2 separate regions of the Homo sapiens genome follow, and region 2 is linked to region 1. Evidence: read pairs that join two places in POLR2A ChIA-PET (ENCODE). Cell type or tissue: K562. All regions are shown on one strand. Each heading gives the region's core, and the rest is flanking DNA. Links, peaks and the distances in the headings are about the cores only. Region 1 overlaps GDF11 (growth differentiation factor 11). Region 2 holds the start of MMP19 (matrix metallopeptidase 19).

What was found. ChIA-PET counts read pairs that join two places held together with the same protein. Peaks named below come from ENCODE experiments on the same cell type or tissue, not always from the same donor. Only the 100,000 strongest peaks of a DNase experiment are listed, where the experiment ranks them.
Region 2: POLR2A ChIA-PET joins it to region 1 with 5 read pairs; 10 of 35 experiments call an interaction of 5 or more read pairs at or near these places.

What each region holds. Positions count from the first base shown.
Region 1 is chr12:55,745,776-55,762,004 of GRCh38, forward strand. GDF11 (growth differentiation factor 11) reads left to right here. Exons shown (of 3, transcript NM_005811.5): 2 at 2,811-3,208; 3 at 3,727-11,489. The coding sequence ends at 4,107. It overlaps SARNP (SAP domain containing ribonucleoprotein), which reads right to left. Exons shown (of 11, transcript NM_033082.4): 10 at 14,776-14,865; 11 at 11,495-11,778. The coding sequence ends at 11,737. Among named protein-coding and RNA genes, the nearest start is that of GDF11, 11 kb to the left of the region's middle. RefSeq lists enhancers at 740-1,243, 1,244-1,747. In K562, for the core only: no CTCF peak of the experiment used is centred there; no DNase peak of the experiment used is centred there.
Region 2 is chr12:55,837,147-55,853,375 of GRCh38, forward strand. MMP19 (matrix metallopeptidase 19) reads right to left here and starts at 5,790. Exons shown (of 9, transcript NM_002429.6): 1 at 5,598-5,790; 2 at 5,207-5,292; 3 at 3,960-4,090; 4 at 3,521-3,736; 5 at 2,350-2,595; 6 at 1,460-1,588; 7 at 697-861; 8 at 409-536; 9 at 1-228. The coding sequence starts at 5,684. In K562, for the core only: a CTCF peak has its summit at 5,680; a DNase peak (open chromatin) is centred at 5,845.

The DNA.
Region 1 (16,229 bases), core at 5,397-9,396:
TCCTAGGCTGCTCTGCCTGCCCTAGTTCCCTCTACCCTCTCAGGCTCTCCCACCAAGCCTTCATCCTGGGAACCCAGCCCCCTGCCCTTCTGGGAGCCAAGCCCAGCCCGAGTTTCTCTCTCCTCCCCACACCAAGAGGCCCCTGCCCTCTCAGCCCAACCTCCTGCCCTTAGGCCTTCCAGCCATGGTTGGGAGTGTGTGTGTTTGGGGGGGTTAGGGTGGGGGGAAGGGGAGGTGGTGTGCAGGGAGGGGGTTGGGCATTTGCTGAAAATAGTGCAGTGACCTCTCTCTCCCACCAGCGCCGCCTACTAAACCTGACCTGCTGCCTGCCACCAGCCCGATCAATTCAACACAGATGTGGCCCCTTTTCCTCCCCATCAGAGCTCGGCATATGTGTGCTGGGTACTCTCTCGAGCCCCGTTTCCCTCTGTGGCTCTACCTGCTTCTCCTTTGTTCCTCAGTCTGTACCCTTTCTATCCTTTCTCTCCTTTACCCCACTAGGTTTAGCTTCCTCCCACCTTTAGCTTTCTAACCATCACCCACTCCTTTCTATCACTGCCTCTGCATCAGGATTCTCAAACTCTCAAACTTATTCTCCCTTTGCCATGATTATCCCCTGCATCTTTCCACTCTAACTTCTATTTCTCTCCCTATATCTACTAATATGCCTTCAACTCTTAACAGTCTCTTCTCTATTATCTCCCTCACCATCTCCAGTCTCTCCCCTGGCTCTTCTCCCTGCTCTTTTCTTTCTCCCTATGTTCTACCTCCTTGTAGCACTGACTGTCCCCTGTCCACTGGGACAAGTATGTGGAACCAAAGACTTAGATGTAGCCCTCATCTTCAAACCCTGGATCAGCTTAGGTAGAGGGAGGGTTATGTTTAGAGCTTAGTAGAGAATGCGAAAATAGTAGTAGCTTCTCAATAAATGTTGGTTTGTTTGTTTCCTATTTTCACATTCTCTAGTTAATGCTCAGCACTCATGTGAAGCAAGAATTATTATTATCTGTATCACACTGAGAAGTTTGGTGAGTAAGGTTAGATAGTGGTTAGTAAGGAATCAGGCAGTGATTAAACCCACTTCAATTATAGCCAAAGAACAGAATTTAGATGCCAGGAAGAACTTTCAGGCACTTGCCTGTATAATTTAAGATTGGGAGTTTAGGGAGTTCATTCACCATGTATTTATTGAGTGCTGTCTAGCACTATGGGAGGCACTGAAGCTACAATGGTGAGCAAAACAGACACAGTATGAATAACAACAGTGTCCACTCTCATGGAGATTAGTACCTAATGGCAAGAAAATAGACAATTCTTATGCTGAAATTTGTAAAGTATGCTATTTGGGATGTTGCTTGTCACTCCCCATCTCACTAGTAGCTTCCCTATCCCAGCTACTTCTGATCTCTGAATTCTCACCCCCCAAACCCTACTCCATTGCACCATCACTGAAGCTCCAGCCAGTAAAATAACTGGACTACCAGGGCCCTGGGACCTCAGAGAATAATCAAGAAAAAAAAAAGCTATAGAGACTTTGGGTATCATATCCTGAATATATGAAGTTCATTAAGCACTTTCTCCTCATCTCCCTTAGAAGGTCCTCTTTCTCCCAGGGTGGGGGTGGGGAAGAGCTGACAGGACACCCTAAGTCCATCCTGATTTTGCAGAACTCAAGACATGGGGAGGATACTTAAAGGCCTAGACTTCCTAACCCTGCTTATATGGCTCTGGAAGCTCATTCCTGATTCTTCCTATCTAGAGTCAGGATAGACATATTCTGTCCAATGGAGACATGTTGTAGGACACTCCCAACTGACTTAGGAAAGGCAGTGAAGAGGAGCTGGAATGGAGGCAGAGGCAGATATTTATTGAGAATCATCTATTAGACCCAAGAAGGATCAATTTAAGGTCCAGAGCAAGGGGAAATGGGTCAAAATGTAAAGTTGGGATGTTCAAACTTTGTAAAGACCTACTGGCACTAGACTGAGAAGTCAAAGGAAGCTCAGGGGAGAAAAAAGGCATTGTAGTTAATCTGGTGTATTTAATATTATTTCTGGTGCTTTAGGCAAATAGGAGGCAACACCATGGAGGTAATTATTCCTTTCCTCAAGAGCTGGGGGCAGTCATGGTGATGATGATGGAGCAGCAGCTGAAGAAACTTCTTAAGAGAGAATGGGGAGACAGATGTATAGGAAGTGCTTGGATAGTTCCATTTTGCTGGGTGTTATTCCTAATGGGAGTGAGGCAAGAAGCCTAGATCTGAATTCTGGTTTACATAATGGGATAAATTTAGCTCATGCTCCCTATCTGGACCCTGGGTTATCCCCTCTCTGAGGCCATCTGTGTTATTTTGTGGGGGAGGGATGTGCCAGGCTCTACCTGTCCAGCAGATAAATCAGAGCAGATAGGGGAAAGGTGATGGAAGGGCAGCAGGTGTGATAAGAGGTATGGCTTCTATAAAGAGCTTCAAAGATTCAGAAAATGTTGGAGCCTTATATGCTGGGAAAAGTTGGACAGTAAGGATGGTGGTGGATGAATAATTTTGCAGGTTATCTGGTAGACAGGAACCTATATATTAGGGCAAATGGATTAGGAAATGGACACAGATCAGTAAGGCCTTATAGGGCCATCATCCTAAAGAGGAAGTGCTGTTTTAGGTACCGGAGACATGGTATAAGATAGGCATGGGAGAAGGGTAAAGAAGAACTGGAAAATCAGGCTGAGAAGTCCAAAATTGCCAGTGCCACCCAGGACTACTGATCCCCTACACAAACACCCTTTGCTGATGCTGTGCCCTTCTCTCTTATCAGCGGACCCAGCAGTACAGACAGATGGCAGCCCTCTCTGCTGCCATTTTCACTTCAGCCCCAAGGTGATGTTCACAAAGGTACTGAAGGCCCAGCTGTGGGTGTACCTACGGCCTGTACCCCGCCCAGCCACAGTCTACCTGCAGATCTTGCGACTAAAACCCCTAACTGGGGAAGGGACCGCAGGGGGAGGGGGCGGAGGCCGGCGTCACATCCGTATCCGCTCACTGAAGATTGAGCTGCACTCACGCTCAGGCCATTGGCAGAGCATCGACTTCAAGCAAGTGCTACACAGCTGGTTCCGCCAGCCACAGAGCAACTGGGGCATCGAGATCAACGCCTTTGATCCCAGTGGCACAGACCTGGCTGTCACCTCCCTGGGGCCGGGAGCCGAGGGGCTGGTGAGCAGGGGGCCTGAGGTGGTGGATATGTGTAACCTGGCCCTGAGGAGATAGGGTTACATTGGAAAAGGTAGACAAGGAATGTGAAGGAGGTTGGGGACCAGCATTACTTCTCTGGGGTCAGCAGCTGATTCTAGAGGAGGAGGTGAGGAGTGGGGTGGCAACTATTACTTCTCAAGGATCCAAATCAGACAACAGCTGAAAACTGGATTTGAAGGTAAAGGTGTCAGTTAATGGAAGAGCTGTGAGAACAAAAAAACTGGCTGTTGAGGCGTTGGGCCAAGGGGCTGACAGGGATCAGGTTGCCAGAAGAGTAAGAATTAGAGATGGTGAGTTGAAGGAGAGCTAGCTAGCTGGCAAGAAAAGTGGGCAAAAGATAAATTCTGGGGGTGGGAGCAATGGAAAAGCTGAGAAGTCAGCAGTCTCTATTCTGATGCCCCTGGCAGGTGGGAAAGGAACAGGGAAGAGGAACTGTTCAGGACCATATCACATTTCTTTCCCCTCTCCCTGACCCTCAGCATCCATTCATGGAGCTTCGAGTCCTAGAGAACACAAAACGTTCCCGGCGGAACCTGGGTCTGGACTGCGACGAGCACTCAAGCGAGTCCCGCTGCTGCCGATATCCCCTCACAGTGGACTTTGAGGCTTTCGGCTGGGACTGGATCATCGCACCTAAGCGCTACAAGGCCAACTACTGCTCCGGCCAGTGCGAGTACATGTTCATGCAAAAATATCCGCATACCCATTTGGTGCAGCAGGCCAATCCAAGAGGCTCTGCTGGGCCCTGTTGTACCCCCACCAAGATGTCCCCAATCAACATGCTCTACTTCAATGACAAGCAGCAGATTATCTACGGCAAGATCCCTGGCATGGTGGTGGATCGCTGTGGCTGCTCTTAAGGTGGGGGATAGAGGATGCCTCCCCCACAGACCCTACCCCAAGACCCCTAGCCCTGCCCCCATCCCCCCAAGCCCTAGAGCTCCCTCCACTCTTCCCGCGAACATCACACCGTTCCCCGACCAAGCCGTGTGCAATACAACAGAGGGAGGCAGGTGGGAATTGAGGGTGAGGGGTTTGGGGGAAAGGGGAAGCAGGGGCATAGTCAGGGTGGGGAGTGTTTGAAGTTTGCAGATGAGAAGGTTTGACAAAAAGACAGAGAGATGTAGAGACAGTGATAGAGACAGAGGAACAAAAAGAGCAGCAGTGAGAAGGCAAAGAGAGAGGCAGAAGAGACAGACGAGGCAGAGACAAAACACTGAGAAAGAGACTGAAATGGAGTAATAAATGAAAGCCCCACACCAAGCCTCCTTTCTTCCACTGGCAAGGTGAGGGGCTTGGTATAGTTTGGGGAGATCCCCTGACTATTCAGTAGGAGAAGAAATCAAAAATCCATTCTTTTCTCCTTCTCTCCCTCCAACAGTGGCCAGGGGAAGGGGAAGTGAGGGCAGGGGCAAAAAGATTTGGGAATTTTTATTTATTTATTTATTGTGACTTTTCATTTTTTTGGTATTTGGCTTTACTGGAATAGGAGGGCCCCTGCCCACTGTGCCCCGTTTATCCCTTATTCCCCAAACCCTGCTCTCCCCAACACCTACTCACTTAAGCACTTGTATAAAGCCTCCAGGGTTGGGAATGGGAGTAAAGGGCAAGAGGGCGGACACATGAAGTTTAGTTTCTAACCCATCATCACCCTAACTCAACCTTTTCTGAGCCAAATGGCTTGAATTGAAGCCAGTTGTCATGGAAATAGTAAGAGGTTAGGGTTTAAGAGCTGGGGATGCGGGGGTGGGAGAGAGAACCCTCAACATCCAGGATCTATATAATGAGAGCTACTTTAAACCCTCAGGTCCACCCTCATGATGCTGAGTTATTTAGCCAGAGGGTGCAGCCTGCTTATGCCCAAATTCCCTCAGCCAAGAGAGAGACCAAAGAGCCTCTGGAATGGCCCTGCTCCCAGCCTCTATCTTCAGGTCAATTAGAGAGAGTATAGAGACCCCAGAGTCCCCTGGGTCTGGAAAGCGTTAGGAGAGGTCAAGAAAGGAGCAGTAAGGAGGCTGAAGGTTACAGGGCATTTGAATCCAAATCACTGCTCTGGGCTAGGGAATAGAGCCAGCAGACCAAGGTGGGAAGGATTCTGGAAGGGGGACATTTTAGTCTCCTAACCCCAAAGCTCAGGGTGGAAGAGGGGAGAACAAGGAAGCAGAGTGTATAATTATTTTTTCCTTTTATTTTTGGAATCTAACAGTACCTGGCAGCAGGGAGGGGAAAGTACAGTGGGGAAAAGCATCTGACAAGGCCAGTTAGAACAGAGGATGGGAAGGATGGAGACTCCCGGGCTTGGAAGGCTAGGAAGCAGGCAGAGACTGGTTGCCATTTCAAGTCACTAGCTAGGCCCATTCATTCCTCCCACAACCCTGACCCATTCTCCTCTGGACTCACTGTGCCTCAGTTTCTTCCCCTCAATGGAATGAGAAATGACAGCACCCGCCACAGCCAAGAGATGAATTCTGAGCACTTACCACGGGCACTTTATGGACATAAAATACCTCTCGCTGTGGGACAGATAACCAGGGCACCAGAGTAGTGGTGAAGAGATGTGAGGCTTAAGAGGAGTCACAGGCTTCAGAGTACAAGTTCCCCTCTGCCTCCCAGCTGGACAGTGCCTAGAAGCCAAGGAGTTGAGAATCTCCTGATCCACACCCTATCCTTACTTCACCACCAGGCCTCTTGGCTCCAGGCAAGAGCTTAGAGGATGTCAGGAGAGGTGGGGGTAAGAATCTTCAGCAAAACTGTCACTCTAAGTAGAGCCAGCAGTTACGGGTCTGATAAAAACAGTACTGAACTAAAGTAAAGCCCAAGCTGGTGAGCAAAACTGGATGGCTCATTCTTCCCAAGAGCATGACTCTCCCCCTTGGCCAGTTGGTGGAAGGGGCAAAGGTATGTGACCACCCTTGAGAAGGTGATGTTGGTGAGCTTTAACATCTTATTCCTATTCTTATAGTGAGAAAGTGAAACAAGATCTTTCAGTAGAGGAATGGGCAGGGCTGTTAGGCTCTTCAGCTTGCCTTCACCCATATAGCAGCTATGCTAACCCCAAGCCTCTCTGGCCCTGTTCTTCATCCTTCCTTCTGCCCCAATCCTGAAGGACAAGACACACCCGGCCATCAACACCACTCACATTTCCTTGGTGGAAGGAAAGGAACAGAGAAGTGAAGAACAGATACCTCCCTCCAAGGTCAAATGCCTCGTGATCTTGGCAGAGTAGGGATTGGGCAATAAGCATCAGGTATCTTCCCTCTACAGATTCTAGAGAGCTGGGGCATTAAATATGGGGGACACTTAGAATACAGCTCCTTAAATACCACCAAATAAAGACCTTTGTGTGTGTGTGGTGGGTGGGGGGGGGGCAGGGGTCTTTCTCTTATGAACATAAATCTGTGAGCTGAAGTCTCATTCCCCTGTTCCTCCCTACCCCCAAAGAGGCACAGAGTGAAGGGACTTGGGGGGCACAGCTCAGCAACCCAGTGGGAGTTAGCACCCCCTCCCACCTTATGATGTGTGTGGACCTGGCCAGTGCCCCTCTGAACATATCATTATTAGTGTAATTATCATTTATTTTGTGTATTTGTCACATTGTGTGCATGACAGCCTTTGTTAAGGGTGTCTGAGGAGTATGGAGCTGACAGGGGCATTGGAATGCCAGGAAAGAACTTCTTCAACTGAGATCAAGGCTTCCTGGAGGGAACCACTGCAAAAAGGCCATCAGGCAGTTTTCAAGTTATGTGACAGAGGGCAAAGACGGCCATAGGGTGCTCTGAGTTTTGGGATGGTCACATGACACAATCCAGCACTTGAACCTGAAAAAAAAAATAAAAGCGGTCAAAGAGTTTAGAATTCAGTGCTGAGCTCTTCTCCCTAATCAAGTGCCACATTTACACCTTGGAGAACCGGAGGTGAAGAGGATCTGAGACAGGAAACCTCGTGTTCAATGACTAAGAAGATGGGGTCCTGGAGCAAGACAGAAAACACTAAGGGCATGGTGGTATAAGGTTTGGGACATGCAGGCCAAGGAAGGATGGAAAGAGGACAGGAAACTGGGGGTACCTAGAACAACCCCTCTCTGAAAAGCTTGAGCCAAAACAGTCCCAAAGACAACAAGACCCCTCTCCCAGCCTCCACAGAATGGAAGATCTAAAGGTTCTCTTGAGATGATCCAGCTAGTATGGAAGATCTAAAGGTTCTCTTGAGATGATCCAGCTAGTGTCCTATTCTCCTGCAGTCCCTGTTCCTAGGTTTCCTCAACGAAGTTTGACAAAAATCTAAACCAACATAGCCAACGAACTTGCCTTGTTACACAAGAGTGGCTAAAATAGCATCTCAAATATTCTTTCAGTTCACTGTAAAAATTTTTCCCATGTACCTAGAGCACAATTCCCCAGGAATATGAGTTGGGAATGGCAAAAGAATATTGCCTGACTCACATTTTTCAAAAATAAGGAAAGCTGGCTGGGCGCAGTGGCTTACATCTGTAATCCCAGCACTTTGGGGGGCCGAGGCGGGCGGATCATGCAAGGTCCGGAGTTCGAGACCATGCTGGCCAACATTGTGAAACCTCATCTCTACTAAAATACCCAAAATTAGCCGGGCGTGGTGGCGTGCGCCTGTAATCCCAGCTACATGGAAGGCTGAGGCAGAAGAATCGCTTGAACCCAGGTGGCGGAGGTTGCAGTGAGCTGAGATCGCACCACTGCACTCTAGCATGGTGACAGAGTGAGACTCCCATCTCCAAAAAAAAAAAAAAAAAAAAAAAAAGGAAAGCAGGACCCAGTGGTGTGCTCCTGTAGTTCCAGCTATTCAGGAGGCTGTGGCAGGAGGACCACTTGAGGCCAGAGGGTCAAGGCTGCAGTGTGCTATAATTGGGCCTGTAAATAGCCACTGTACTCCAAGCTGAGCAACACAGTAAGACACTGTCTCTAAAAATAATTAAAGTAAAATAAAAATAAGGAAAGCTCCTGTGACATCAACCTGATCCAGAATTGGGGACAGCGCTACTGCGGGTTCAATGTACTGCCATGTTTTCCCTGTCTTATCAGTTCTATCAGCACACTGACCCCACTCGAGACCAACTACAAGACTAAGGCTGGAAGTGGTTGAGTAGCAGAAGTGTTATGTATTCTATCTTCCCAAGGGAACCATATCCACATCTACCCCTAACTTTGGCCTGAGCTGAAAATGGGTTTTCTCTCCCTGTGGCTCATTTGTTTCCTATATTGAGAGAACACCCAAAAAAAGACTACTCAAGATGACTTTTTACAAGTCTTTTCTTTATCCTAAAACATCCTCCAACCGAAGGCATGGGAAGCTATCCTATACTCTGACCTTGCCTATATTTTAAATGGCAGGGGCCCCAAGCTAAGAATCAGCAGGCAGTGGCATCTACAGCTTCTGGTCTGTAGTGGCGTAGAAGCAGGAAAATCAATGCTCCAAAGCAACAATGTCCAGCTTTCCTGCCAGTGAGCTGGGCTTGAGGGAGTGAATGGGACTCTTTCTGCCTTTTCTTTTTCTCAAAATACGACTGCATTAACTGGGTGTATGCACACACAAACATGTTCAAACTAGGGCACTCATACCTAGCTAGAACCTACTCAGGGAAAGAAATATGTATTTCCACAGTACCCTGATCACCCAGTAAAAGCTAATATTTATTGAATAATTACTATGCAAATTATGGTAAGCAAATTGTAGTGTGAATACATGATATGAGAATATCACTTAATTCACACAGCAACCTTCACAATGGGGTTCCTTTTGGTACAGTCTGAAAAGAGAATGATTATCTGCGCAGGGTCTCAGAGCTAGTGTGGTAGAATAAGAAATTAAACCTAAGTAGTTGCTAAACAATATTACATTCTAATCTATCCTATTGAAAGTGATCCGGGAGGTAGAAACCTAAATACAGGAATAACATAAGGGAAAGAGATAACAAGAAAGTTAGGGACACCTTGGACTCAAAGAATCTGGAAAGATGTGAAACCTGTAATTTTAAATCCCTTTGGAAGGGAAAAACAAGAAAAGTCTAGATATGGCAAGAGAAGGGGAGGTTAAATTTTGGGGGGATTCCAATAATCAGAAATAAGTGGCATTGCCAGAGGCCCTCATATAAGAGAACAGCAAAAAAGTTATCCTCCCTTAAGTTCCTCCCTCACTCCTCATATCAGACACAGCAAGAGAACTCAGCTCAACACCAAGAAGTCCTGCCCTTATTCACACCTTCCTTCCTATAGCCCTCATCCTCACAGAAGCTTCTAGCCTCTATCTTCAGCAGTTCTTAAGAGGTGGGGTGGGGGGCTGGGCAGTTTAGAGTGAGAGTGGAAAAAAAGAATAATCCTAGAGAACCATAAAAAAGTACAGATTTACAGCTGAGGAAGCTAGTTCTCCCCACAGCTTTTATAGACTCCCTCATTAAGAGCTTCCAGGTATGCAGAGAATGTCACAGCTTCAGGAATTGGAATCAGTTAACCACATCTGGATGCTGGATCAACTATAGTAGGGAAACGGGGAGAGGAAGGAAGGGTACTAAGATCTCAGGTAAACAATTACAAGCCTCAATGTCTGTTCCATCTCCAAACGGAATTACTATTTTAAAACTGAATTGGGAAAAAGGCATCCTGAACTATTCATGCTCAAAGAGTATGTGGAGAATGACTATAATGAGATAGGAAGGGGAGGACTTCATCTGGCTTGGAGGTTAGAGACTTCTGACCAACATAGGAACAGCTGCTGAAATGGGATGAAAGAGGTTAATAAGAAAAAAAAAAAAATCCTCACAAATTGGAAAACACTGTTCAAAGATCTAGGGGAAGTAAGATGAGTGAGGAGAATAATTAGGCTTCAAGAAGAGAATCCTGGCAAGTAAGGCTGAATATCTTTCTGGAAGGTTATAGAGGATAAAGAGACGAAGAAAACTTCCAAAAGATCCACTGTTCCACTTCATAATCAGCATCTGCTCTATTCCCTCATGTATTTTTCTCTTTTTAAAACCATATTCAGGAAGAAACCATTAGTGAATCTATAATCTCTCAAGTTACAAATCAGATCTATTCTGTTTTCAGATGAAGGCAGAGTAGAGAGAGGAAAAGCTAGCCCCAAGATCAGAGCCTGAGGTAAAGAAAAGGAAGGCAGACAGAAAAGAGGGAAAAGGGAAGGTCATTCCAATTTTAAGGTTTATTTGGTTGAAGAGGTGTCAAAAATTTAACCAGCATTCCCTTTTGTTCACTTCTCCAAAGTCTCAGAATGGGGCAAACTTCACAACAAATGGGCAGCAGTTTTTGGATCTGCTCTCCAAGGCACAATTTTTCTAAATTATCTAAACTTTAGGTCCCTGCTTTCCTCACCAACCAGAGACTTTGGAGAAATAAAGAGATATCTTGACATTAGAAAGGTGATCAAACTATTACCATTTCATTAAGCACAAAACCAGGCAGGTTTTAGTAGAAATAAGGATAAAGGATTACACCACAGCAACATGGGACCTGATCATAGTACCAAAGTCTTCAGGTAAGGTGTCAGGCTCCTAAGTCTTATTACCAAAAATAGCTCAAACAAAAACCGAGCTTATATAAAGATTAAGAGGAGAAATTCTGCAATAACATATCCAAAAAGATTAAGCAGGTTTCAGATCTACATGAACTTGAAGCCTCCAGTTCCACTGCTTATGTTCCCAATGATTTAGCTAACAATGCGTAACAGCTCTGACATCCTCTGTCATGCTTTGATTCTGCATACAAAATTTCTTCTGTCTCTGAGGGATATCCAGCCCATCTCCCTTCCTGAACTGACTGACCAACATAGTATCGTATCACATCACCCTTGAAATCAGGGCCCTTTTCCTTTAATGTGGGACCCTGGACTCCATTTTATCCAAGAAAAAGTCTGCATTATTAGCTAATAACAGAAGGCTACTAATCACTGCCCTTGTATTTATATCCTTTGCAACACCTAAAACCTCCCATGTTCTGTTTTATTTCAGTGGGTCACTACAAGCTGCTGGAGCAAAGACTTGGTGGGTGGGTAACTTAACCTCTTCACAGAGGATAAAAAATGCTTGTGAGTATGACAGAAGGGAATAAACAGGCTTAAAGGGTAAACTCAGTCCTTTTCCTTGTCTTCTCTTCTAAGGGATAAAGGTATTATGGCCAATTCTCTATAATATTTGCCCCTGAAGCTCCCCTTATCTGGTCTAATCTAGCTCCAATAAATCAAAGGAGCACCTAATAAAACACATTGTTCTCTTTTCTATTTTTTTTTATTAACAAGCAACATAATCAAAAACAAAAACACAACAACCTTAAAGCTGAAACAGCAATAAGTCAAACTGCTGCCGCAGTTCATGGATGTACCTGGGGTACATGCTCCCTCATTGCGAGGCAGGACGTAGGCACATGACTGTGCATTTAGGCATATATGTGACCAAGAAGAAGGAGAGAAATGGAAAACACTGGAGAACAGAAAGTATCAGGAACTTTTCATCAGGCAATCCCAAAGCGCTCTGCTCTTTTCCTCTTCTTTGCCTGTAAAGAAGAAGCAAGAAGAAAAAAATTAGACTGAAGACAATAGTTGCCTGGGTTCCTGGCTGCTTTAATCCAAACTCACATGAACTGTCACAAGGCCCGAGAAGGAAGGATGGCCCAGACTTGAGCTTGGTAGCTAGAGATTTCATTCCTGAATCTCTCCAATCCTTCCAGTTATCCAGTAGGAGCTGGAAAGTTTAATGGGTAAGGAGGGTGAGGAGTAAAGAAGATTACTGGGGGTGAGGGACAGAGAGAAGAACAGTGGTAGAAAATGGGAAGATTCCTGAAGCAAAGAGAGCCACTCAGCCTGAGATCAAGCTAGCCTGGAAACAATGGGCTCTTAACAGGCTGGGAAAAGTCTTCCAGTCAATGGGGAGACGGAAGATTTCAGAGGATAAAGGATTAACCAATGCTATTCATAGAGGTGAAGGAGATGCCCTTCTGAGCAGTCAGGCCCAGACAGTAGCTATTCCTTAGGACTCCAACCCACAAAAAAGGCATATAAATCTTTGATGCCAACAGAACGAATAGGGAGTGAGTGGTATGTGGGTGAGTCCCTATCATAGATCTCTTAAAGGAGACAGCAACACTGGAGAGGACACAAAATGGTGAGGGAAGACTTCTGGTTCTGGAAGTGACTCACAGAACAGCACCAAGTCCTTCATGGGCACTCCCAACCACTGCCCCTAGCAGAATACAAACTCCTCTGGCTTTTTTCTAGTGAAGAGTGTTAGCTGATCTGACTCTAAAATTTTCAGGGTTTAATTTACAAGACTGACTCTGATACTTATTCATGAAGAAGCTTTTCATAGGCCAGGCATGGTGGCTCACGCCTGTAATCTCAGGACTTTGAGAGGCCGAGGCAGGCAGATCACGAGGTCAGGAGTTCAAGACCAGCCTGACCAACACGGTAAAACCCCGTCTCTACTAAAAACACAAAAATTAGCCGGGTGTGGTGGCACACGCCTGTAATCCCAGGTACTCAGGAGGCTGAAGCACAATAATCACTTGAACCCGGGAGGCGGAGGTTGCAGTGAGCTGAGATCGCACCACTGCACTCCAGCCTGGACGACAGAGCGAGACTCCATCTCAAAAAAAAAAAGAAGCTTTTCATAAAGCATCATCCTGTTGGTACTGTCCTCAAGATAGTAAGTTCTTGCCAGATATGGCTGTTTAAGGCCTTCCACCATGATTGTAAGCTTCCTGAGGCCTCCCCAGAAGCCAAGCAGATGCCAGCACCATGCTTCCCATAAAGCCTGCAGAAATGTAAGCCAATTAAGCCTCTTTTCTTCATAAGTTACCTAGTCTCATGTATTTCTCCTTTACAGCAATGCAAGAACAGCCTAATATACTTTTTTTTTTTTTTTTTTTGAGACAGTCTTGCTCTGTTGCCCAGGCTGGAGTACAGGGGTGCCATCTGGGCTCACTACAACCTCCACCTCAGCCTCTGGAGTAGCTGGGACTACAGGCACATGCCACCACACTCAGCTAATTTATTTTAAACTTTTAGTAGAGATGAGGTCTCACTATGTTGCCCAGGCTAGTCTCCAACTCCTGACCTCAAGTGATCCTCCCACACTGCTCTCCTAAAGTGCTGGGATTCTTTCATTTTGAGAAACTATCTGTAAACAAAGTGACAAGAACAGGAAGTCTCATTTGAGTCCACTGTCCTTTTCCAGAAATGAGTTAGGCACAACCAGTTCTTATTAAATATTTTAAAACTATCCCTTTTTATACAGAATCGTTTCACTCTTTAAATAAAACTTTGAGGTAGGTTTTATTATCTCCACTTCCTAGATGATGAAACCTGAGGCTCAGGAAGTACTGTAACTTATTAATACTAAGTGGCAAAGCCTTTTTCTTTTCTTTTTTTTTTTTTTGAGAGCAAGTCTCACTCTGTAGCCCATGTTGGAGTGGCGTGATCTTGGCTCACCGCAACCTCTGCCTCCCGGTTTCAAGAGATTCTCATGCCTCGGTCTCCAGAGTAGCTGGGATTACAGGCACATGCCACTGCACCTGGCTAATTTTTTTAAATAAGTAAATAAATAAATAAATAAATGTATTTTTAGTAGAGATGGGGTTTCACCATGTTGGCCAGGCTGATCTTGAACTCTCGACCTCAGGTAATCTGCCTGCCTCAGCCTCCCAAAGTGCTAGGATTATAGGCGTAAGCCACCATGCCCGGCCGCCTTTTTCTTTTTTGAGACAGGGTCTCACTCTATTGCCCAGGCTGGAGTACAGTGGCGCCATCCAGGTTCACTGCAGCCTTGACCTCCTGGGCTTAAGTGATCCTCCCATCTCAGCCTCCTGAGTAGCTGGGACTATAGGTGTGTGCCACCACGCCTAGCTAATTTTTGTATTTTTAGTAGAGACAGGGTTTCTCCATGTTGCCCAGGCTGGTCTCAAACTCCTGGGCTCAAGAGATCTGCCTGCCTCAGCCTCCCAAAGTGCTAAGATTACAGGCATGAGCCACCACACCCAGCCCAGAGCCAATTTTAGAATCCAAGCCTACCTGATTCCAAACGTTATACTCTTTGCCACTAGTCTAACAGACTCTAACACTGAATTAAGTATATTGATGGAATTCAGTGTTGCCACTTCACCCAGAAAAAAAGTTATCAAGAAAAAAGCAAAATATTTGGACACTTAAGAAGTAGGTGGGTGGCCAGACATAGTGGCTCATGCCTATAATAATCCCAGCAATTTGGGAGCTGAGTGCAGAGGATCGCTTGAGCCCAGGAGTTTGAGACCAGCCTGAGCAACAGAATGAGACCCCATCTCTACTTAAATAAATAAATAATTAAGAAGTAGGTGGGAAAACAGTGTTTCTCTACTCAGTTTATTCACTCTCACTTCCTGGGCAACAGAGACCCCAACTCGACTTAAATAAGTAAATAAATAAATAAATAAATAGGTGGGGAAACAATATTTCTCCATTCAGTTTATTCACTCTAATTTCCCTTCAAGGTCTATGAAGCGTTCCAGGTATATTTTTACCTCTGTATCCTCTGTGGTTCCAGTTCCAGCTGAACTTGTGACAATCCCAAATCGCTCCTTCCTCTTTTTCAGTTTCTCATCATCTTCAGACTGTTCAAGGACAAAGGAAAGAGTTGAAACAAACTAGCCTCCATTCACCAAGTAAATGGGAATGAAATGATAACTTATTGGTCACAAGGTGCTAACCAACCCTGTGCCAAGAACTAAGGATCACATAAAGAGATAAGATACATAAGAAACTGAATAAGCTAGCATATACTATGTTGTACCTAGAATGACTAAAAACTTAATTTTAGGCAGGGCCTCAATACTCATAAGACAAGTAGGGTAAAGAAACAGTAAGAGGCCGGGCACGGTGACTCACACCTGTAATCCTAGCACTTTGGGAGGCTGAGGCGGGTGGATCAGGCAGTCAGGAGTTCAACACCAGCCTGGCCAAGATGATGAAACCCCATTTCGACTAAAAATACAAAAAAATTAGCTGGGTGTGGTGGCGGGCGCCTGTAATCCCAGCTACTAGGGAGGCTGAGGCAGAGAACTGCTTGAACCTGGGAGGCAGAAGTTGCACTGAGCTGAGATTGCACCACTGCACTCCAGCCTGGGTGACAGAGTGAGACTCTGTCTCAAAAAAAAAAATAATAAATAAAATAAACAGTAAGAAACACCCATAAAACAAATTTCTATGCTCAAGCAATTCTGGCAGTTGAGGGATATGGAAAACTGAGGTTTCACTGAATAACACCCAAAGTTACACCTAGTAACACCTAGTTAGAAGGTACCCAAACTACTTGTTGAACAATGCTTACACGTTACCAAGGAAAGAAAGGGGAAGAGGGCCAGAGTGGTATTTCTGAAAAACTTATTTGCTTGAAACACCCAGCAAAGCCATAGAAGGCTCTGAATAGTTTGAAATGATTCTTAAAACAGGTGAATCAAGGTGACAGCCATGGTCAACTCTCTAAGAGAAATGCTGTGGACATTTTCCAAGCATCTGTGAAACTCATGATGTCTGCCTGGGAATGAGAGAATATTTCAGTTTACCATGAGTTGGAGCTCGCCATTATTCTAGGTGTTTTGTATCATTCATGTCCAACACTGCTCAGTATAAGAGTCTATATATTTTCCTATCAGAACCTAAACCCTACCATTTTATTTAGCCCACTTTAACAGTTATTTTCTCTTTCTCCACCTCCCCCTCACATCTTATCACCAGTCATCAGAAGCTCAGCCTCAGGATTAGAAAACATCTGAAATCAGGTAGGCTCCTCGGGTGTCTTTCCCCCAGGAAGGACTTTCTAAAATTTGGCACATATATAAAAAGATCTCATTCTCTCATAATCTCAAGAGACCCTCTACTCCCTAGAGATGTACCCATCCTCACTAAAGAGCAGGACAGTTTCTTTGACTTTATTTACGTTGTTAACCCAACAGAAGGACAGATAAGCAAGAGTTCA
Region 2 (16,229 bases), core at 4,062-8,061, 90 kb after region 1:
ACAGTGCATCCAGTTGTGGGAAATATTTCTGGGATAGCCTTTCTCTACTCGAAGCTGCTGGTTGAGGCGCCAGTAGACTTTGCCCTTGAAGAAGTAGACTCGGCCATCTTGCCAACTCATAGCAGCCGAGGGCTGGTTTGGCACTCCCGTAAACAAACCCTTGATTGGTTTGGGGTAGCTGCTGAAGTCAGTTCGGGCTAGCTCGTCCCACTGCCAGTACCCGGAGCCCTGGATATGGGATGGGTGGGGAGAGGGGAGAGGAAGAGGAGAGAGCTTAGGACCCCCAGGGGTCCACCCCCAGCCCACTGCAGCTGCAGAACATCTCCCTTCAAGCGCAAGCTTTGCTTCTCAGTATAAGGTAGCCCACTCCTCCTAAGAAGGGATTTGCCCTTGCTTTGAACTTTATACCTTAAAGAGGAACACCTTTTGGTTGAGAGGCCAATAGAGAGCTGCATCCAGGTTAGGTTCTACCCTATTCAGCTTCTTGGGGAAGCCAGGAGACATCTTGAAATTAATGTAGCGCCACACCTTGTCTCCTGAGAGCATGTGAGGAAAGAACAAGTCACCTCTGTCCTCAGGTGATAGCTTTTGGTCTCCTCCGGTCCACCTATTCAGAAACTTCTCATCTCCCTCCCTTTTATAGTTTCTTTAAGATTAGGCCCTCCTCAAGTAAGACACTGTAACTAGCCTCCTTACCCTTAAAGAAGTGAATCCATTGTGTTCGAGGCGAGTAGACAGCAGCATCCAGGTTTCCGGGGAGCCCCTCCCAAAGGGCAGACACTCGGAACAAGGGGCCCGGTCCTGAATCTGATACAGTCCACACATAGTCCCCCTTGAAAGCATAGGTCTTCCCACGGGGCCCTGAGCGTAATGGTGTGTCAACAAGTCAAAAAGACAGAGGTCAAGTAGACAGAAACTTGGGGGTATCTCAGGCTGACTAACAATTTGCCCTCTCCCTGCAGGCTGATTCTTCAAAAATTCATTCAACTTTAATTCAAAGAGAAAATTAAAGGCAGACAAAGAGGACTCAGAATGCTTTGTTGCTCAGAGCGTTTCAGCTTTGGTCCACTCAACAAAACAAAAGCCCTGCAGATAGCTATTCCTCCTTAGGAACCTCACCCTCCCCTCCAAGTGGCTTCCTAGTTGTCCTTCCAACCAGGTGCACCCTCTCTAACAGGCAATCTGGGTAATATAGTTTTCTCCATCTTGCTGCATTTCCAGATGTGTTCTAGTGGCCCTTAGAGCGTGGCAGCCTTGGTAAGTGCCTGCCTAAGCCACCTTTAATTTGGCTCCGAACTCTCCCTCCCCATGTCACATGTCTCCTTCCATGGTCATTAATGCCTGGGGTCTAACCTCCATTGCTCATGCTGAAGTCCCATGTCACTCCCATTTGTCCAGGCCTCAGGATCAGCAGGCTGCCCCCACCGCCTGCCAACAGCCTGGAGGGGAGGGGCCTCACCCAGCATCATGGCATCCAGTTCACTACTGCAAGGGTCTGGCATGGGACTGGGTTCTGTGGGCACTGGGGGCACAGTGGGCAGCTCTGTCTCTTCTTCTTCCTCATCCCTTATCACTGGACTCTTCTTGCCTATAAGGTAAAGTAATGCTGCTTAGGGAGAGAACTCACAGCACCTGTCCTCCACACCAGTCTCCTGTAAGTTTTGCTCAGAGTCCCCATACAGAGGGGAAAAGGGAATCCTAGAGCGTTTTCATTTGTGGTAGGCAATATTATGTTGATATCAGCGGGAGACACGTTCTAGGTTTGAGAGACACCAGAAAGGGAGAAGGAGGATTGTTAAAATGTGCATTCTTGCCGGGTGTGGTGGCTCACGCCTATAATCCTAGGACTTTGGGAGGCTGAGGCGGGTGGATTGCCTGAGCTCAGGAATTTAAGACCAGCCTGGGCAACATGGTGAAACCCCATCTCTACTAAAATACAAAAACAATTAGCTGGGCGTGGTTGCGTGTGCCTGTAATCCCAGCTACTTGGGAGGCTGAGGCAGGAGAATGGCTTGAACCCGGGAGGCGGAGGTTGCAGTGAGCCAAGATCATGCCATTGCACTCCAGCCTGGGTGACAGAGTGAGGCTCTATCTCAAAAAAAAAAAAAAAAAAAAAGAAGGTGCATTCTCCATCCCCAAGCATGGGTGTAAGGAGAGAGGCCTGGAAGGAAGATTAGACATAGAAGAGTCTGAGAAAAACTGCTCCTGAAAATGAAGAAGCCTGAGTAACTGGGCTGGAGGAGAAGAAAGACACTAAGCTATATCCCTACATGGAGGCTAGACCTGTCTCTTCAAGCCTTGACGTGGGAGTCAGACTGACCCTCCCCCTCACTAGGGGGAGGGACTGACCATAGAGAGCCTGGATCCCTGCCACATCATCTGGGTGCAGCTTAAAGTGGGGCCGGTAGCCCTCGTAGACTGGGGCCATGAGGGCCTGGGAATATCGGGAGTGCCCAAGCCCCAGAGCATGGCCCACTTCATGGGCTGCAATGATGCGCAGGTTCACCCCACGGTAGGTCCCCTCAGTCCAGAACTCGTCTTCGTCGAAGTGCACACTGCCCAGCTCTGGGATGTCGGCATGGGCCAGGACTCTCCCTGGACAAAGGCAAAGGTGAACAGGAAGGAGGTCAGAGCCCGCTAGGCTAGAGCACACCCTGCCTATTATAAACTCTAATTAATGCATACCTTTAAAATTCCCCCAGCTATGTTCACTGTCTCTTGGATGCTTCTTTCTCCCCTTTCAGATTCCCCTGTCATCACCCAGTTCTCTCAGGAATGCCCATCACTGTCCCTTACCTTCCCAGCCACTCCCTGCTCTCTGACCCAGTCCTCTCTGGCCCATACCTCTAAGGTATGCCTTGAACAGGGGAACTTAAGGGAGAAAAAGAAGCATAGGCAGCCAGGGGTGATGGCTCACACCTGTAATCCCAACACTTTCAGAGGCCAAGGCAGGAGGATTGCTTGAGTACAGGAGTTTAAGACCAGCCTGGGCAACATAGCAAAACTTCATCTCTACAAAAATTAGCCAGGTGTGGTAGTGTTTGCCTGTAGTCTCTACCTGGGAGGCTGAGGCGGGAGGATCACTTGAGCCTGGGAGGTTGAGGCTGCAGTGAGCCATGATTGTGTCACTGTACTCCAGTCTGGGCAACAGAGTGAGACTGTCAAGCAAGCAAGAGAGAGGAAGGAAAGAAGGGAGGGAGGGAGGGAGGGAGAGAAGGAAGGAAGGGAGGGAGGGAGGGAGAGAGAGAAGGAGAGAAGGAAGGGAGGGAGGGAGAGAAGGAAGGGAGGGAGGGAAGGAGAGAGAAGGAGAGAAGGAAGGGAGGGAGGGAGGAAGTTTCAAACAGGAGGCTCCATGTAGATGACCAACTGCGCCCGTGCTCCCGTTAGGAGGTAATTAGAGAGCGTATGGTGCAGGTGGGATAAAGAGCAGCCCAAACATCAAGGTTCTAGAGTCACTGGTTCAAGGAGACAGAGGTAATCTCAGAGGTCTATGAGGTGGGAACTGAGAACTGTTGCCTACCAGGCCCATCAAAAGTATTGGAACAGTACGAGCTTTGGCGGCCATGGAAGGAGAGGCGGATGTCAGCCGCACCAGCCTGCACCTCTTGGAAGGTCAAGGGAGCCACATTGCTCCAGTCCTGGAAGGCTTGACGCAGGGCTGCCCGGGCTGTGTGGGGTGGAAGGGTGGAGGGCAGGTTCAAGATGCGGAAAGTCAGGTGCTTCTTTCTCCAGCGGCCTAGTTAATGACCAGAAAACAGATTAGAAATACAGATCCTTCTGCCAACCCCAGAGAGCTCCTCTGGGTTTAGGCACTCAACCCCCAAGACAGGTGACAACCAGGTAATCACCAGGTGATTATCTATTCAACACTGAGCTGGTCCAGACTGTCCTAATGCCACCCACACGCCAGAACCACATCACCCCCTCCTCTCCCTCTCTTTTCCAGGCTCTGTTCTCACCCAGCAACAGGTATTTAAGGGTCTTCTGGTTGAAGGGATCCTCTAGGCCACAACGAGGCTGCCTCATGCGGGCCCTTGTGGCATCATCCAGCTGACCTGAGACTGGAAGTTCAGATGCTTCCTGAAAAGCTCTGAAGGAGGGAGAGGGATGGGTCTACCAGGACAGGAAAATCTGAAATGACTGGGAGATGATTGCTCTTTGACTTCCTGCTGCCCAAGTTCATGGCCAAGAATAGCACAGAATCCCTGAAGCTGACAGGGTTACTCCAGCCTCCAGTCCTCATAACTGGGACTTTCTCTTCTGTTCTGCAGAAATGGAGATACTCCAGCTTCATCTCCCCATTTTCAGTGTCTTTTATTTGAGTAAGTTTGCCCTCAGGTGTAGCCTTCCTCCTCTACTGCAATCTTCCTTCCTTCCTTCCTTCCTTCCTTCCTTCCTTCCTTCCTTCCTTTCTTTTTCTTCTCTCTTTCTTTCTTCCTTTCTTTCTTTTTTGGTAGAGATGGGGTCTCATTATGTTGCCCAGGTTGCTGTCAAACTTCTGGGCTCAAGCAATCCCCCTGCCTGGATCTCCCAAAGTGCTGGGATTACAGGCGTGAGCCACCATGCCCAGCCCCTCTACTGCAATTTCTAACCTTCTCCTACTCTGTGGAGGTGTCTGGCTCCCCTGCTCTGGAGAGCTTTCCACTAGTGCTCCCACCTGACAGCCTGTCCTCCTTCAGCCTTCTCCCTTCCTGAATGGATACCCGTCCCAGCCCAGCTTGCCCTGGAGCAATTTCATCCATCTATGGACTGTCATAGGGCCTAGGGGCTTTTCAAGGGACCTGAACATATCTGAGAGCAGAAAGAAAAATAATCCATTACATCAACATATAAAACTATAAAATAGAAATAAATAAGTACCAAATTGAAGGCCCACAAAAGGTAATAGCATGTCAACAACTCAACTCAGTTTTACATATCATTACACTTTATGTGGACTATAACTAAATATTAGTATTTGAGATATGATGTGGGTAGAGACTCCAAAGGAATGCTTATGGCCTAGGAAGATCCAATGCCTGTATTCCTCATCTGTGAATCCCCATCTCACCCCATGCCCCACCACCATAATAATGATCGCCACCCATCTCTAAATCCCTGGCATGGTTTAGGGTCAGGAGGAGGTGGGCCTGGGGAGAGGAAGGGATGAGAAGGAAGAAGACCTTGAGACCTTAGCCCTAAAGGCATACACCTCATAGCTTCTCACCTCAGAGCCTCGGTGATATCTTCTGGCTTGAAGTTATTAGATCCTTCTAGAGGCTTCTGTAGGTACCCATATTGTGACAGGTAGTCCTATGATGGGAGTGGAGGTAAGCAGGTTAAAAGGGGGTTAGTCTCAGAGTAAAGCTTCTAAGTGACCTAACAGATCCATCAGGAGAGGAGGGACCTGATATGGAAGCACTAATGGAGAAGCACCTTAGAGAAGGGGCTCAGGTGGAACAAGGGGAAGCAGCGGGAGATGGGCAGGGTAGACCATGGGGCAGAGAGAGCAAGGGAAAGGCAGGCAGGCTGAAGGTCAGGAGGGAGGCTTCGATGGGGCTGTGGAGCAGTAACCCCTGTCCCTCCGCTGGCCCAGGTCTCTTTCTTGGGGGACTTACCACAGGCGCCACCTCTGCAAGCCCCAGGACCCGGCCTGAGACTGTCATGGGGAGTAGGAAGCCCAGCCACAGCTGCTGGCAGTTCATGGTCCCACCAGACGAGAGCTCCAGAGGCTGTCCGTGCCTCTGACCTGAGATTTCTGGGAGCCTTGGGGGAGCAGTGCTAGGCAGAGGGGCTCTTACCCCCAGTTCTTTTTACTCTCCAGCCTCTAGTCCTCTTTATAACAGCTGAGGGGAATTTGGGGGAGAGGCAGAGGGAGGTGACTCAGCCAAGAGATATGTTGCAATTCACCATTAACCCTTGCCCTACCAGAGAGCGGAAGCCAAAGAGAGTTCCCAATCGCTTCCCTCAGAGTCCTCTGCTGGAGATGGAAAAACTTCATACTGCCCTAGGGTGAGCATCCAGGCAGGACGAGAACCAGAATCTCTGGAGAGACTAGAGATAGGGATCATGGACATCCCCTGGAATTAGACATCAATGTGCCTCAGGGACCCTGGGCCAGCAAATCACTCCGCCCCTACCTTTGAGTCTCCCTAGAATAAGCTGAGAGGTAGGAAACAGCTGAGGTAGCTTGGGTTTCAGGTGAAGGAGTCAAGCGTGAAGTCTCAGTTTCTTTGTACCCAAGACCAAGTTGGGAATATAGATGCTCCTGCAACCTACTTATGTCTGCTTTAATAAAAAGTCATTATTTCAAGAATCTAATGAGCCTGGAATATGTGGGTGTAGGTGGGACTTAACAAGGGCACAAATAAGTAAAGGGCCCAGAGCCTACCCTCAGGGAGCTTACGGATCCAGTGAGGCAGATCCAGACACCTGGGAAGAGGGGAGCCAGCGTGCCAGGCCAGAGGTGATTCACCCTAAGGGGCTTGGGGCTGGGGGGAGGTTTGCTGAGAAGTCAGGCTTTGAGATGGGCTTTGAAGGCCAGCTAAGAATTGATGGGGTAAGGCCAGGCATGGTGGCTCGCTCCTGTAATCCTAGCACTTTGAAAGGCTGAGGTGGGTGAATCACTTGAGATCAAGAGTTCGAAACCAGCCTGACCAACATGGTGAAACCTTGTTTCTACTAAAAATACAAAAATTAGCCAGGTATGGTGGCGGGCGCCTGTAATCCCAGCTACTCGGCAGGCTGAGGCAGGAGAATCACGTGAACCCAGGAGGCAGAGGTTGCAGTGAGCTGAGATCACACCATTGCACTCCAGCCTGGGCAACAGAGCAAAAACTCCATCTCAAAAAAAAAAAGAATTGATAGGGTAAAAGGATACTGAGAGACAGACAGTGCAGGTCTTGAGTAAAAGTGCAGAGCTGAGAGACTGCTGTACTCAGTAAGTCAGAAGGGTCACGACTGCTTCATTCACCACTGAAGCCCGAGTGCCTACCCCAGGCCACCTCCATGCTTTCGAGGCTGTGCTTAATAAATCACTGTCAAAGAATGACCAGGGTGGGAAAGTGGTTGGGAGACAGAATTTGGAGAGGGCCTTAAATGCTATGCAAGGAAAAGAAGAAAAACTTACATTTAAAAATACCGGACGGGAGCAGTGGCTCACGTCTGTAATCCCAGCACTTTCGGAGGCTGAGGTGGGCGGACCATGAGGTCAGGAGTTTGAGACTAGCCTGGCCAACATAGCAAAATCTTGTCTCTACTAAAAATACAAAAATTAGCCAGGCGTGATGGCATGCGCCTGTAATCCCAGCTACTCGGGAGACTGAGGCAGGAGAATTGCTTGAACTGGGGAGGCGGAGATTGCAGTGAGCTGAGATCGCGCCACTGTACTCCAGCCTGGTGACAGAATGAGACTCTGTCTCAAAATTAGTTAATTAGTTAATTAATTAAAATAAAAATACCTATTATTGGGTGATGGGTGAACCAAAATCTCACAAATCACCACTAAACACTAAAGAATTTATGTAACCAAATACCACCTGTTCCCCAAAAACCTATGGAAATAAAAAATTAAAGGAATTAAAGTCCGGGCATGGTGACTCACACTTGTAATCCCAGCACTTTCGGAGGCCGAGGTGGGTGGATCACCTGAGGTCAAGAGTTTGAGACCAGCCTGACCAACATGGTGAAACCCCGTCTCTACTAAAAATACAAAAATTAGCCAGGCGTGGTGGCACGCGCCTGTAATCCCAGCTACTCAGGAGGCTGAGGCAGGAGAATCGCTTGAATCCGGGAGACAGAGGTTGCAGTGAGCTGAGATCGCACCACTGCACTCCATCCTGGGCGACAGAGCGAGACTCTGTCCCCCCACAAAAAAAAAATAAATAAATAAATAAATAAAAAGCTACTATGTATTACATGCTTTATATATTACCTCCTATAGTTCTCACAGCCATCTGGTGAGGGGAAAATTATTCCGGCCACTTTTTGTAGGAGGAAATAGATACTCAGAAAGGGAAATTTGACCAAGAACATGGAACTCCCAACTGGCCTGACCTTATTTAAATCCCTCTGCTGACTCTATAACTCATGCTCTTTCCGTACACCACACTGACACTTAGAGCTTTGTTCTTTAAGTAACTAGGACCCCTGAAGGCTCCACCATCAGTTACACATCATACAACATTTTCATATTGTTCAAAAGCACAGTGAAGTAGACATAGGAATGGGGGAAAAGGTAACTGAACTTTTATGTTCTCAGAAGGGCTGGGAGGCCACAAGGGAACACCTCACAGCCCAGGATCAAGGTGGGGGATGCTCCTGATCCATATTGCTGCCCTCAATGATGCTGGTCCGTCTGGCCCATCCACCACCCAACTGGTAACCATTGGGTGACTAAGTCTCAAGTGACCAGTGACAGGCAAGGAAGGACAGAAAGCCTCTGAGCGATGAGTGACAGGGCCCATCACCAAGGCTGATGCACCCAGGAAATGATGGAGTTTGGGGACAAGTTCCTGCTTAGTCCCCTGCGGGGCTCTTCCTCCTCTCTTTCTACCCCCTTTCCAGTCTTTCTCCTTTTGAGAACAGAACATGCGCCAATTGAAAATTAATTACGATTTTTAAAATTAATGTTTTGTGTTTTTTTCCTGAATAAGTTATTCATCATTCATTATAATATTTGGTATTAGAAAATACCAAAACAAACAAGGAAGAAAATGAAAACCACTAGTAAATTCTACCCAAAAGAGAACCACTAGTAACATTTTGATGCATTTCTTTGAAACTGTCTGTGGAACTGAGCTCACCCAGCTCCGCCTGCCTGGCCTCAGCCCCTAGAGACTGTCTGGGAGGGAGGAGAAAGCTTTGGGAGCCAGAGAGGATAATGGAGGAGAGGTGAGGGGAGGGGTGGGGAAGAGACAGACAAGGAGGATGCAAGGGACAGGAGTAAAGTAAAATGAATGTTATAGCAAATTACTCCCTCCCCTTAGAAACCTCATGTAAGGAAAAAAAGAAAAAAAAATTTTTTTTTGGGTCTCCCAGGCTGGAAAACAGTGGCACAATAATCCTGGCTCGCTGCAACCTTCGCCTTCTGGGCTCAAGCAATCCTCCCACCTCAGCCTCCTGCATAACTGGGGCTACAGGCACACACCACCCAGCCCAGCTAATTTTTGTATTTTTTGTAGAGAGTGTGGGGGGTGGGGGAGGCGGGTTTCCTATGGTGCTCAGGCTGGTCTTGGGCTCAAGTGATCGGCCCACCTCGGCCTCCCAAAATGCTGTGATTATACGTGTGAGCCACTGTGCCTAACCAGAAAAAAAAAGTGTGTGTGTGTATATATATGTGTGTGTATATATATATATATATATTTAGTGTGTTAGGGAGAGAGATGGCAGTTATCATAAGGTGAGGGTGGGTACTAACTCCGGCCTCAGAAGGCCTGGGGGTGGAACTATATTCTAGCAACTTAGGAGCCAGGAGAGAGAGAATAAATCAAAAGTAAAAGCTGCCAAATAGATAACTTCATTTAAATTTTAACAACAACCCTTCAGCCAGTATTATCATCTTTTTTACTCCTTTTCTGAGACTGAATCTCACTCTGTAGCCCAGGCTGGAGTGCAGTGGCGCAATCTCGGCTCACTGCAACCTCTGCCTCCCGGGTTCAAGCAATTCTCCTGCCTCAGCCACCCGAATAGCTGGGATTACAGGCGCGTGCCACCACACCCAGCTAATTTTTGTACTTTTAGTAGAGATGGGATTTTGCTGTGTTGGCCAGGCTGGTCTCAAACTCCTGAGCTCAAGTGATCCACCTCCCTTGGCCTCCCAAAGTGCTGGGATTACAGGCGTGAGCCACCGCACCTGGCCAGTATTATCATCTTTTTACAGAAAGAGAAACTGAGTCTCTAATAAGTTGCTTCAGGTCACATAGCTAGGATGCAGCAGAGCCTGGAGCAGGCTCTAAAGCTGCCATCTTTGCTCAGCACTCTTCAGTCTCCCAGAGTTCCCACAGGCACCCAAACAAAAGCCCCTAGAGTCTGGAGCTGCAGGCTGGGCACATGTGCAAGGATTGGATGACTAATTGTTGCCAGCACAGCATCATGACCACCCCCTCCACCAGCTCCTACCCCCTGAGCCGGGCTGACCCAGCTCTTTTTTGTCATCTCTAAATTTGTCATCTCTCACTGGGGGAGATGTGGACGTGTGTGCGAAGGGTTAGGACATGTGGCTTGCCTGCCCCAAAAAGAGAACTTGATCTGAGAGAAAAAAATGGGTTCTTTGTCTTGCTTGCTCCCTTCCTGCAAGTTGGTTTCCCTCTCTGTCCACAAATTGTGGCAAAAGAGTTTTACAGAAATATTTTTAATGACAATATTTTAAACTATAGCAAGTGGGAGTAGAGTAGACCTCTGAGAGTATTTTCTAATGATCAGGGGCCATGGGGTTATGGGTGGAAGGCAAAAGTTTGTAGAGATTTCTAAGCCCAGCAGAAGCTAATCTCAAAGCTATCGCCCACCCCCTCTGACAGCCACCCTTACCCTGTGGAGGCAGTGGGCAGGGAAGCTGGGGAAAGAAGAAAGGGGAATCCTGGAGGGCAGGTAGAAGGGCAAGTCTGGAGCCTGAAACTGGAAACTGGAGGTGAGAAAAACATGAGCTGTAACCAAGTTAGGGCTGGCCCCGACTTTGCCCTTGACCTGGATAAATGTGGGAGTTGGTGGTGTTAGCCTCTGACCTGTTTCCCCCTCAGGGAGTCAGGACATAGGGAGCTTTCTTTGGCAGAGTGGGGTTGAATTTTTAAGCTGTTACCCTGGAAACCTCTGTTTTTAGGAGGACTCCCCTACATACCCACAAACACAGACATACACACACACTTTTTTAATTACTCATAAGTTCCTAGAAGCCGTATGGGAAGTGATGGTCAGGACTGTGCACAGCTGGAATTGGTTAGTGACCAGGGAAGTGGGAGGGGCTTGGGGATGGCTCAGGGACAGGGCCAGCACATTCTGTTCCCATGATGCTCCAAACTTCCTCAACCCCCATATGAACACTTCCTGGCATTCCCACCCACCCACCACTGCAGCTTGCACACACACTGCGTCGGGCACTGGCCTGCATCAGCTCAGTTGAGAGGACGTCAGACCCAAATCCAGAAGTTCTTCAGTTTCTGCCAAAGTGTGAGGGAGACCAACATCTGCTCCCCTTCTCCATTTCTCAGAAAAAGGTGCTGTCCCACAGGACTCCCCTGGAAATGGCTGGAGGCTTTTCTTTTCTTTTCTTTCCTTTTTTTTTTTTTTTTTTTTTTTTTTGGTGAGACAGAGTCTCACTCTGTCACCCAGGCTGGAGTGCTATGGCATGATCTCAGCTCACTGCAACCTCCACCTCCCGGGTTGAAGTGATTCTCCTGCCTTGGCCTCCCGAGTAGCTGGGATTACAGGCACGTGCCACCATGCCCAGCTAATTTTTGTATTTTCGCTAGAAATGGGGTTTCACCGTGTTAGCCAGGCTGGTCTCAAACTCCCGACCTCAGGTGATCCACCTTCCTCGGCCTCCCAAAGTGCGGGGATTACAGGCGTGAGCCACCACCCCCAGCCTGGTGCCTTCTACTGGTGGTCTTATTCCCCAGCACAGCGCCTGTTGCATGAAGGGATGAATTATAGCCCCTGGGACAAGGAGGAGACTAGAGAAATGAGAAATGTCAGTGTTCTCTCAGCATCTGGGATGATAGGGAAATGAAGGTAGCACAGGGGTTTTTTGCTGCTTCTAGGAATGGCAGGCTTTTCTTTCAAGAAAACCAAACTGCTTTTCCTAAGGGAGGTAGGATGTGGGTAAGCACTTTGCCCTCTTGTCCTCACCCTGTGACACCAGGAAACAGATCTGTCTTGACGTTGGGAACTGTCATGGGCATGGAAAACCCACGTTTGGTTCCTTTTTTGTTGGCAAAAGGGCTTGATAGGGGATTGGCAAGGGAAAGAGCCCAGCGCTGACCTCTCCTTCTTTTTTTTTTTTTTTTTTTTTGAGACAGAGTTTCGCTCTTGTTGCCCAGGCTGGAGTTCAGTGGCGCAATCTCAGCTCACCACAACCTCCACCTCCCGGGTTCAAGCGATTCTCCTGCCTCAGCCTCCCGAGTAGCTGGGATTACACGCCCGGCTAATTTTGTATTTTTAGTAGAGAGGGAGTTTCTACTAAAACCCAGAGGACGTCAGACCCAAATCCAGAAGTTCTTCAGTTTCTGCCAAAGTGTGAGGGAAATCAACATCTGCTCCCCTTCTCCATTTCTCAGAAAAAGGTGCTGTCCCACAGGAGTCCCCTAGAAATGGCTGGAGGCTTTTCTTTTCTTTTTTTTTTTTTTTTCTGTTTCTTTTTTTTGTGAGACAGAGTCTTGCTCTGTCCTCACCTTGGGTGAGGACAAGAGGGCAAAGTGCTTACCCACAACCTACCTCCCTTAGGAAAAGCAGTTTGGTTTTCTTGAAAGAAAAGGCTGCCATTCCTAGAAGAAGCAAAACCCCCTGTGCTACCTTCATTTCCCTATCATCCCAGATGCTGAGAGAACACTGACGCTTCTTATTTCTCTAGTCTCCTTCTTGTCCCAGGGGCTAGAATTTATCCCTTCATGCATCCTGGTGAGCCACTGCGCCCAGCCTGACCTCTCCTTTAGAAGAGAGTGGTAACTAGATGAGGGAGGGAAAGTTGGGAAAGACCTAGCTCTGTTCGTGCCAGGCCAGCAACTGCAGAGAGGGGTTTTGGGGTGAGAAGGCTGTCCTTGATGACGAAGGGATGCCTTGACACCTGTTTTGATGGGGTGGGGGGTTCTCCGCAACCCCTATTTTGCCTCTAAATTTTTTAAGAAGGATACTGGGTGTTCACCAGTGTGTTTTTATTCTTTTTTAAATGGAATTCATTAATTTGACCACAGGGGAAGGGTTGATGCTGTGTACAAGTATATCTTGCACAGAGGAAGAAAGAACTAAAAGGTTTTAAAGTGGTTTTAAAGGGGCACAATTCCAAACTCAAACTGGAATTGAGCTGTGTGCAACTTTGGCACAATGAGCACTGCTGCTCAGCTGTGAAAGGAGTTTTTGAAATGTGAAATAGGAAAAGATAACTGAGAAAAAAGACTGTTGATCCTAAGGAGACTGTTTTCTCGGATTTTTAATCTTTCTTTGCCTTCACTGGTTTGGAACCGCCTTCACTGTGAATCTCTCCTGGGCAAACAGAATGTGAATTGTTGCCTTCACACAGCCCCACAAACTAGAGGACATTTTACAGGGCTAGTGTCACCCTCCCCAGTGAATTCTTGGAGCCACACAGTCTTGGTGCATAGCATGGTCTTCGGGTCTCAGTTCCCTTCCTAATCCTTAGTGTTGTGGTTTTTAAGTGGAATCAGCATCCCAGACTAAAAAGCAACATTTATAGCTCCTTGAACAAGCCACCAGGGAGGCACAAATACCTCCCTGCTGTCTATAATACACCCTTACAAATCACAAGCTGGCTGTGTGATTGTCACCCTGTTTGACCTGGGGTAAGAGGGCACAAAGGAGGAAGCAGAAGGGGAAATTAAGTCTGAACTAAACAATGCCATAATACAAAGAAATTCCAGACTGCTTTTTTATGCTCTCAACTTCCAGAGGGATCTAAGACCCTGTTAAGTGAAAACTCAGGAAATGTTGACTACATCTTTTGCAAAAGGCTGAAAGACAGAAGACAGAGTGAGGTTGCAGGACCCAAGGATTGATCCCTGGTCTTCAGCACCTTTTAACTGAAATGGGGAGGACCCAGCCAGACAGGACCTAATAGGTTACTTGGATATTTCAGATAATTTGTCCTGGGGTTGTTGCCTCTTCTCAGCGCCCGGTTTAGAGAACATATGTCTCAAGCCATAACAGTCCAAAGGGGACATTACATCCTCAAGTCTTCCATTTTCAAGTGCCTCGTCATGAGTTGGAGAAACCTGGCCCAACACTTTGCTGACTCCTGACCACATTCCAGGCTTTGCTGCTAGCATAGCAGGGAATTGCTCTTCAGTGAGATCAAAAGCCTTGTTACAGGGAGGAGTTTCACAAGGGGAACCTAACTCTGTGGATGCCCCAGCTCTCTTTTTTGGTTGTGAATGTTCTCTACTTAATGTAATACTTGGTTAATATACTTTTTTAATTGAGAGATAGCACACATGCAATAAAATGTATAAAGTGCACTAATTTTAAGTGTGTATTTTGATTTTTAAAAATGTGTATATTGGCCTATGAAGCCATCACTCAGATCAAGATAGAAAATATTTCAGGCACCCCATGTTCTTTCCTTGTCTGTATTCCATCAAAGGTATTCTAGGCCAGGTATGGTGGTTCACACCTATAATCCCAGCACTTTGGGAGGCTGAGGTGAGAGGATAGCTTAAGCCCAAGAGTTTGAGACCAGCCTGGCAACATAGGGAAGCCCCCATCTTTAAAAAAAAAAAAAATCCATCCTGGCCAACACGGTGAAACCCCGTCTCTACTAAAAATACAAAAATTAGCTGGGCGCGGTGGTGCATGCCTGTAATCCCAGCTACTTGGGAGGCTGAGGCAGGAGAATTGCTTGAGCCTGGGAGGTGGCGGTTGTGGTGAGCTGAGATAGTGCCACTGCACTCCAGCCTGGGTAACAGAGCGAGACCCAGTCTCAAAAAAAAAAAAAATTATCCAAATGTCATAGCGCATGTCTGTGGTCCCAGGTACTCTGGAGGACGAGTCAGGAGGATCACTTAAGCTTGGGAGGTTGAAGCCGCAGTGAGCTGTGATCCTGCCACTGCACTCTAGCCTGGGCAACGCAGCAAGACCCTGTCTCAAAAAAACATCTACAAACACCTGTTCTGCTTGCTGCTTGTTCTTTTTTTAAAATTTTTTTAAAATTTGAGACAGGGTCTCTAAAGGTTATATGGAAAGGTAAAAATAAAACACAACAAAACAGAATAGTCAACTCAATATTCAAGAACAAAGTCAGCGGGCTAATACTACAAGACTTCATGACTAATAATAATCAAGACAGTGTGGTATTGGTGAAAGAATAGACAAATAGGCTGGGTGAGGTGGCTCACACCTGTAATCCTAACACTTTGAGAGGCTGAGGAGGGTGGGTCACTTGAGCTCAGGAGTTTGAGACCAGCCTGGGCAACATACTGAAAACCCATCTCTACAAAAAAATGCAAAAATGAGCTGGACATAGTGGTGTGCACCTGTAGTCCCAGCTACTTGGGAGGCTGAGGTGGGAGGTTGGCTTGAGCCCAGAGGTTGCAGTGAGACAAGATCGCACCACTGCACTCCAGCCTGGGTGACAGAGCCAGACCTTGTCTCAAGAAAAGAAGGATAGATAAGTAGATCAATGGAGCAGAATAGAGAGCCCAGAAACAGAAATAGAGCCGCATAAATATAGTCAACTGAGCTCCGACGGAGGAGCAAAGGCAATACAATAGAGCAAAATAGTCTTTTCAATAACTGTGCTAGAACAGCTGGAAATCCTCATGCGAAAAAAATGAATCTAGACGCAGACCTTATATCCTTCACAAAAATTAGCTCAAAATGGATCATAGACCTAAATGTAAAATGCAAAATTACAGAACTCCTGGAATATAACATAGGAGAAACCTAGATGACCCTGGGTATGGAAATGACTTTTTAGATACAATACCAAAGACATGGTTCATAAAAAAAAGTGATAAATTGGACTTAATTAAAATTAAAAACTGCTCTGCTAAAGACAATGTCAAGAGAATGAGAAGACATGACACAGACTGGAAGAAAATATTTGCATATCTTAATCAGAAATCTTATCTGATTTGTTTATCAGATATGTTTATCTGATTAAGGATTGCTAACTAACATATGCAAAGATCATTTAAAATGCAATAAATATATAACCCAATTAAAACGTGGGCAAAAGATCTGAAGAGTCACCTCATCAAATAAGATATACAGATTGCAGGTAAGCATATGAAAAGATGTTTGACATCATATGTCATTAGAGAACTGCAAATTAAAACAACAGTGAGATATCACTTACACCTATTAGAATAGCCAAAATCCAAAACACTGACCATACCAAATGCTGGCAAGGATATGGACCAACAGGAACTCTCATTCATTGCTAGTGGAAGTGCAAAATGGTACAGTTACTTTGAAAGACAGTTTGGCAGTTGCCTACAAAATTAAACATACTCTTATCATATGATCCAGCAGTTGTGCTCCTTCGTATTTACCCAAATGAACTGAAAAGTTATGTCCATACAAAATTT